2 separate regions of the Homo sapiens genome follow, and region 2 is linked to region 1. The links are chromatin contacts, found by Hi-C or POLR2A ChIA-PET in ENCODE. All regions are on one chromosome and are shown on one strand. Each heading gives the region's core, a stretch centred on a gene start or an enhancer-like site at or near the end of the contact. The rest is flanking DNA. Distances are from core to core; before and after follow the strand shown.

Region 1 (4,068 bases), core at 989-3,488:
TTTGTCTGCTCTGTCTTGGACTACATGGGAACTTAAGCAGCTTACTTCTGCTTACTTATTTACTACCAGCAAATGCTGAGACCAAACAATAACAAAATTTCCAAACTCAAGAAAGCATGCACTCAGTTTGTGTTTCACGGGTACCCACACACAAGAATTCTCTAGAGCTGTAAAGTAAGGAAATACCTCAATTCTTATGCTTCAGGCTGTGCAAAACCCAACCATGTGCTCAGAAGCAAAATGCTCTTTAAACACAAAGAATATCCAGGACAGCCCACTAAGAAGATGATTTGGCCACCTCTGGTGATGATGATGACACCTGCCACCAGCTTTTCCCTAAAGGAGGCTGGGAGAGTGAATTAATTGACATTTTTGAGCACTTGGAGTTCTCTGGACAAAGGCCTTTATAAATATAAGGCATGATTAAAGGGTATCAGTTTGCTAACTCTCAGAGCTTGGGTTTTATCAGGCCATGAAAGGAAGGAAATGCCAGGGGTCCCAATGGCAGAGGTGATCCACAAAGCCCTCTACTGTGGCCCCAGCGGGTGCTGATGTAGGGACCGTTAACCTAAAGGCATGCAGTCCTCCCCAGGACTGCACCTGCCAATGCCGAGCCCTGTGGGCTGCCAATACCCAGCCTGTTGGATAATGAGGGCTGGCTCCTGTGGGATCAGTTAAGCAGTACACACTCCCAGTCTAGAGTTTAATACCCTAGACATGGGTGGACATGGGAAACTCAAGGGGCCACCAGCATGCTGGCCCAATGCCAGAGTTTAATTAGGCCCTAAATCTCCAGTGATTACATGACGGGCCCAGTCCCCTGAGGCCAGCCAAAGGGAGAAACATCCCAAACAGCATTGTATCGGCCTCTTTTGAGTCTTTCCCCTCAACTCATTGTTTGTGGAGGCACTGCTTGTTAGTGCAAAGAATCCCTTCCAAGTCACTGAGTAGCTGTACAGAAAATCAGAGGGCCGCTGCTTAATGATCTCGGCCATCAGGTAGGCTTTCCCACACCTGCCTGCTGCATCCCGTGGGACAGGGAGTCCTGTAGGGGGACAGGGTATAGATGACCACAATCACACTTCCACTCTTGGGTTTCGATGGGGGTTTGGTCAGAAGTCAGCAAAACTATGACTTGTTCAGAAAACAGAATGATTAGGCTCTCTGAGAGACCCCAAAGGCCCAACCACTCTGCAGGACCAGGGCCTGGGACCTGCAAGTGAAGCCTAATCTTTCGGGAGCCCCTGGGGAGGAAGAGGATTATGTGAAGTGGTTCCGAAAGGAGGAAGGACCTGAGACTTTCACAGAATTTCTGTCTTTTCCTTCTTGTCTCCATCCTTCTTTCATAGCCTTGGAGGGGAACATTCCAGCTTCTTATAGTTATGGTGAAGAAGGCCAACACCAGCATGTCACTCATGGTCCAGACCGATTTCCTGATCTGGGTGGCCAAGGGTGAGAATAACATTTCCACTGAGCTGATTGATGAAGGACACGGGTACAAGTTTAATGTAGATGGGGCGGATCTGATGGGAGGTCGTGAGAAGAAAAACTTTCTTGTCTTCCTCTGACTTTCTGTTTTCATTTGAAGAGAGTAGGATTAAGTTCTTAGGTCTTAGAGTCAGATGGCCTGAGTCTGCAACCTGGAAGAGACCACCTAGCAATCTGGTCCTACCCATTTGGGAGCCTACTCACCCCACGGTTCCTCTACTTGCAATGAGTTTCCTAAACAGGGCAGGGCCAGATTTCCACCTTGCGCAACTTCTGCTGTGGCTGGAGAAGGAGGATGCTAGCCTCCTTGGTGTTTACGAAATGAGTTATGATATGTAATGTTAGAATAACGTCCAGCACGTAGTATGTTTCGTATGGCAACATCCTTTCCCTCCTCCTCAGCCTGGGGTTGGTTGGCTATGGAGATATGCCCACACTACCACCACTCCTGGCAGCCCCCTGTGTTCAAAGAGTGTGGGAATAGGGTACTGGCCGATGTCCGACGGTCAGCACCGCAGTGGGCCATAAAGCAGCGGCAAAGGGAGCGGCCAGCTCAGATACGGCGCAGGAGATGAAAGTCGGCCGTGTTTTCCTTTCCAAAGTGCTGCTGTGTTCCTGAAGGCCTGCAGCTTCCTCTGCCCTGCTGGGGATTTTTTTTCTTCCCAGTTCCTCTCAGTGATATCTTAAGAGGCAAACTTCCAGCACTAACAGGAGGTCTTTTGTTCTCCTTTTCTCAAAGCGGACTTTAACCCAGTTACTACAGACTGAGTCACTGTAAAAACAAACAAATAATAATAATACTCCATTTTCTTAAAGGCTCTTCCATGCCTGCTGACAGAAAAGGGGGAACCTGACACTGCCCTGGGCCTGTGGGGCTCCTCCCCGCCTCCGTCTTCTGGAGGCACAGCCCACGAGAACCTTCCAGAACACACTGGAGCCCGGCACCGTGGAACTGTTCAGCTAGGCTCTGGCTTGTTTGGAATTTCATCTGACTTGAAGGGGCCCGTGGACTCAGAGGAATTTGGGTCTCAACACAGTCCCGGTGGGATTTACCCCAGACCGAGGAATGCTTGTTTTACTCCTGGATCTGCTACACACTAAATTCGGGACTTTCCTCCCTTCTCTACACTTTAGTTTCTTTTTATGTATGTGGAACAGGAGTATTAGACACTCTGCGATTTTATCAGAAAGGATTTTACAATGGTTATACTGTGATTTCTCCTTTTCCCTGAGTACATCTCCTCCTGGCTGAGAGTTCCTGGAGGGGGAATGACAGCTAACACATTTCTGAATCCTTGGTCTTAAGCATGGTATTTGGTTCATGGACACACAAGGTGTCTAGTAGACGTCTGTTAAAAGGACACATGAATGAATGAATGAATGAATGAGGTTTGAGTTGGTGTGCTGTGCTTGGTCTGACAATGATATCAACAGGAAGCTTCACTTCATCATCATCAATAATAAAAAGGTAAGGCTTAAGGAGTTCCTACTGATACCACCTCTTTATGTAGAAGTAGCTTTCTCTTCTTGGGAAGCTACTTGTACTTGAGAATTTAGATTTAAAATCAGACCGAGACTGCCATGGGTCTCTAGGACGGCCGTCTATTTTTCTAAGCTGGTCCCCACTTTAACAAATCCCAGGAGCTGAAGCAGTAGGATCTTCATTTACTCTGTTGGGTTTGTGCCCCCGAGATACAGTCCTTTCCATTTCAGCATCAATCATTTGAAAAGTAAATATCTCACCTTCTTGTGACCTGGCAAGGATAGAGTAGAGTTCTCTCCATCAGGGTCAATTTACATCTGTGTCCTTTTTTTTTTTTTTAACTTGTATTTTAGGTTTGGAGGGTACATGTGAAGGTTTGTTACATAGGTAAACTTGTGTTACAGGGGTTTGCTGAACAGAGTATTTCATCACCCAGGTATTAAGCCCAGTACCCAATAGTTATCTTTTCTGCTCCTCTCCCTCCTCTTCTCCCTCCACCCATGAGTAGACCCTAGTGTTTGATGTTTCCTTCTTTGTGTTCATAAGTTCTTACCATTTAACTCCCACTTACAAGTAAGAACATGTGGTATTTGGTTTTCTGTTCTTGCATTAGTTTCTTAAGGATAATGGCCTCCAGCTCCAACCATGTTCCTACAAGAGACACGATCTTGTTCTTTTTATGGCTGCATAGTATTCCATAGTGTATGAAGTCTTAACAAGGGCAGGAGTAGGGTGGGAGTCTCATTTTATAGGGAAAATGTTCCTTGGCTGGTCCTTCCTTCCCTACTCTCTATCCTGTCATCCTCAATGTCCCCTAACAACCAGGAGTGGATGACAGTAAACAATTTCAGTGTTGGGACTGATCTGGCCACTCCCCACTGGGTATGGTTCCCCCAGACGGTGCACAGCTCCTGGCCTAGCCTCAGTTTATTTCTCTGCTGTAGGAGAGCACGGGCCCCATTCTCAGATTGCCTCTTCCAGAATATGCCTTTAAGAGGAGGAGTAAAAAATTCCAGGAACAGGCTTCATGTCAATGACAGTAGCTGGCTAATTTCTTCTGAGAAAATGGAAACCTTGGTCTCCTGATGTGTGCAATG
Region 2 (4,068 bases), core at 1,058-3,557, 120 kb after region 1:
TAGTTAATAGTTTGTAAGTCTTTTCCCATTCCTTGGAGTACATTTTTGGAGGGCAGGCACACACTGAGCTTTGTTTTCAAGCTTTACCTGAGCACTTGGTATGCGCTCAACAAATACTGAGTCGTTAAAGGACTCAGTCTTTCTTCATCAATCTTCATCAATCTGCACCTACTTGGTGCACAGCACTCTGTTGGGCACTCATAGGAGACATGAAATAGGATGAGACTTGATTCTAGCCCTCAATGCACTAAAAATCTCTGATGGAGGAGCAGGTACAAAGTGATTCTACAGAGGACAGCTTGAGGTCACTAACAACCTGGGTAAGATAGGTCACAAGGCCAAAGGCTGGAAAGATTTAATGCCTGGCTTTGAAGGGGCTAAAGCCCCCAGACCTTGCCCTGAACCCAGTCTGATGCTTCAATCAGAGCCTCATGGCAGTAGGAGTGTGTAGGCTGGGTGTTCTACTGGAAACGACTAAATTATCCTACGGGTCACCAATTGATTTATTTGCTAATTGACTGGCCCAGCTTTGGGCTTTAAATCTAAAGAAATCATTTCATCCTTTATTAAATACTGCATGAGTCTCAGTCTTTGTTCTGCAGGGCTATACACAATATACCAATAAAACTTGAATTTACACTACAATAGTTATGCCACTAATGACCTTCAAATGCCACTAATACCATACATGCTCCACTTCTCGGCTGGATCTGAACCTGTCAGTGAATTCTGAGCCCATCGACCTCCCTCTGACACAGAGTCGACCCCCTTGCCCATGCCCGCCCCCAGCCTCCCACATCATTCCATGATTTCATTTCTGAATCGGTTACTATTTGGAGACCCCAATTCCTTTACACCTACTCTTTTTATCTGGTAGACAATACTTTATTCGGAAATGTTCCCTCCTGTAATTACAAATCTTGTTAGTCATCCTCCTCCTCTCCCCAGGAGGATTGTGGGCTTTAATTAATTAATGTGGTTAAACCGCTTTGAGGTGCCTGGTTGAAAGGTGCTATATAAGTGCAAATTATTATTATGGCTGTTGACATCCCATGGCGGCAAAGCCCTCAGCCCTACACATCTAGAGACCTGAACAAAGGCTTCTTCATCTTCACCTTCCCTGCTAGGTCTGAAATCGCTAGCTCAATGGTTTAGGAGCAAATCTGTTACCATCTCAACAGCAATCAACTAATTAATCCCCATTATGTCAGCTTCCGTTTCCTTCTTCCAAGCAGTACGGTCCTGTTTTATTTCACAAATCACACCCCCATCAACTCTAGACAAAGGTCACAGTATCCCTATGGCTTCTCTTGGCCTAAAGGAAAAAAAAAAAAAAGAGAAAGTTTGAAAAAAAAAAATTGTTATGAAATGCACTAACTTCCCACCAGCAACCTAAATGGAACTTTCCTCCAACAGCAGTCCTCTTTCATACGTATTGCCCACAGAGCCACTGGCCTTGCAAACCAGAGATCCAGAAACACAGCGGAAGTGTGGGTTAGGGTCCCGCAGCCCTGGCTTGACTAAGGATAGCTATAGACAAAAGGGGAGTGTCGCTGCACTGGGTGGGAAGAGGTCATCCACAGAAGCAAGCACCCCTCTTCAGCTTTCTCTATGACCCCCAAGTTTCCCCTGAGAAAGCCAGCTGCCATCTGTAGCCAGGAAGCCCTCACAAAGGCAGGGGACCATGATTTAGATGTTTTGTGCTATATCTAGCACACCACAGTCCTTAACAAATGCCCAATACTTCCACTATGATGGTAGCCATTGAAAGCAGCCCTGTGGGGGAGACTTGGCCTCGCATAGGGACGCGGCTGACCAAAACACTCCTTACAAGGTTGTGCCTCACACCCTTTGTTCCAGTGGATGTGGGCAAGCCTCAGGGGGTCATGTCTTCATCTGCCTTCATTTATCCTCCCTATTGAAGGGCTCCTTCAGGACACTGGTCAGCCTCTGTGGGAAATGATTTGGAGAGCAACAAAAGAACCTGGGCTCTCTGGGAGGGCTTCAGAATTCAGTAAACATCTGGACATGGAAGGCCAGGTTCTCAAGCAGTCTAGCTGGGGAGATGTCAAAAGAGAGAAAGAGCTGTGTCTGCAATGCAAGCCCTTAGTTCTGTGGCGACATTTGTTGTAGAAAGACACAGACACCCCAGTAGGTAGATAGGAAGATTTTTCAAAAGCTCCTCTATTTGTCGGGTTTTGTGAGTTCAGTGCACTGTTTGTCAGTTCTCATGGCATGTGTGAGGAAACAGAAGTTTCGCATGGCTGGCGAGCAGCATGTGATGGGTGTTCTGACTCTGTGTGAGCTATGAATAACCTGAGGTTGCATAAGCCTGTCCTGGTAGTTGCTGTTAAGCTGTCTGTTATCCTTGAAGTTTGTAAAGCCCTCATGGGTCAAGATGACTTACTGGATTCTCACCCACGAGCACATTTTAATTGACAAAAAAATTAAGCACTAAGTGGCGAAATGATTTACACTTCATCGGTGAAATTCAGGATCTGAACTCTTGACTCTCAACGTTGCCTTTATTGTTGAGTCAATCCATTTAGAACACATTAGTCAGCATGACTCAACATTCACTACTAATCAGCATTAGTGATGGAACTAATCAGCATTCCCCAGTGTCCCTGAATCTATCCTCAAATAGCAAAAGAAATTGGCTTCTGTCAAGAGACAATGGAATGCGGTTTTTGTCAGTATTCACAAGCTGAAATCCAGTCCAAGTCCCACGTACTCTCAAGAACCTACCTCAGTCATCCTACTTGGAATAAGTCTATTCCCTTTATCCTTCTATATTCCACTGTTTGAACCTTGGTAATAGGTATCACAGTTGGCTTTTGATTAAACTTATTTAACTACATCTCTCCTAACTAGATTCTGGGCTACTAAAAGGAAGGGACCTTTTTTTTTTTTTTTTCAGCCTTATATCTCTTGACCCCTGAGCACCATGCTTTGTGAACAATAGATGCTCAACAAATATTTGCTGAACTGAACTCACTGAAATGCAGCTTAAATCATATTCCAGAAAGAACATGAAGTTCTTTGGAAGAGACTTTCAAAGAAAATCAACAACCTGAATTGATTTAACATATTTTGGTACTGTTACCTGGCCATTTTTGCAAATGCAAATTGTTAACTCTGCAAAGATAGCCAAGTGGCTTCCAGGTTCTAAAAGAGAAATGTAAATCCAGTCTAACTATAGTCCAGGCCTTGGAATAAAGTTTTTCTCAATAATGTTATTTCAACTGATATTTTGTTTCATTTTTTTTTTAAAAGTGGAGGTAGGAAAAAACATTTTGGAAAAAAAAAAGTGTTTGGTCTATGACTTTGGACCCAAGTTCATGCCCTGCCTTGTGCTATAAGCAATAGTAGCTCTCATTGAAGTTTCTTTCCTGGATACTGCATAAAAGCAAAACACATACTAAAGTTCCTTCCTGAAGGAGATTCTGTTTTGGGTGGGCAGAACAAGATTTTTGGGTGCTGATCCTTGGTGAAGTGATACCCTTTCTCTTCTACTTTAGAGTCTGGAACCAAAGAGGGTCCTGATGGCACTTTTCAATACATACAATATTTATGCTGCATTTTAAGAGTATAACTCTATTATGCAACAAGCCCAGCCCTTACGTCTGTACTATTGCACCTAATCTCTGCAACTGGGCTCTTCAGAAAGGGCTGTGTCACCGAATATTCATTTTCTTTTCTCATGATAACAGAAATCCCGAAATTTAGCTGGGTATATGGCCACCCAGATTAATGACTATATTTTTAGCCTTTCTGATCATATATTTACAGACTGGCCAACATCATATAAACAGAAATAATGTGTATAACTTCTGGTTAATGTCCTTAAGGGATGGGGGATGCTTTCTCTCCCACCACCATTCTCTATCTCATGCACATCCTGCTACTGGGATGGAGGGCATGATGCTGAACCATTCTGGACCATGGTAACGGCAACATCCTAGGTGTGACAGAGCAAAAAGTCAATGGCCTGGGCTCTTCGATAGACATGTAGAGCTAAGCTGCCAAACCAGCTCTGGACTGCATTCCTCCTCGGCACTACAGGAG

The links. Hi-C counts contacts between places; a loop is a spot of excess contacts on that map. ChIA-PET counts read pairs that join two places held with the same protein, here RNA polymerase II (POLR2A). Pooled maps may share reads with other maps.
Region 2: a loop to region 1 is called in a pooled map, with 2.4 times the contacts of the local background. The contact joins two enhancer-like sites. A Hi-C loop is called at or near these places in 1 of 168 maps with a recorded cell type or tissue (PC-3) and 1 of 50 pooled maps. POLR2A ChIA-PET finds 5 or more read pairs at or near these places in 3 of 52 experiments (B cell, H1 and WTC11).

What each region holds. Positions count from the first base shown.
Region 1 is chr14:68,597,046-68,601,113 of GRCh38, reverse strand. It overlaps a transcript of RAD51B not described here. Among named protein-coding and RNA genes, the nearest start is that of RAD51B-AS1, 86 kb to the left of the region's middle. RefSeq lists an enhancer at 576-745. Within about 2 kb of position 2,238, at least 33 of the 41 ENCODE cell types and tissues checked have a DNase peak (open chromatin) inside an H3K27ac peak, as active enhancers do; they include PC-3, where a contact is called at or near this core.
Region 2 is chr14:68,474,895-68,478,962 of GRCh38, reverse strand. It overlaps RAD51B (RAD51 paralog B), which reads right to left. Exons shown (of 11, transcript NM_133510.4): 11 at 870-1,315. The coding sequence ends at 1,299. Among named protein-coding and RNA genes, the nearest start is that of RAD51B-AS1, 210 kb to the left of the region's middle. RefSeq lists enhancers at 2,404-2,623, 1,620-2,819. Within about 2 kb of position 2,307, at least 22 of the 41 ENCODE cell types and tissues checked have a DNase peak (open chromatin) inside an H3K27ac peak, as active enhancers do; they include PC-3, where a contact is called at or near this core.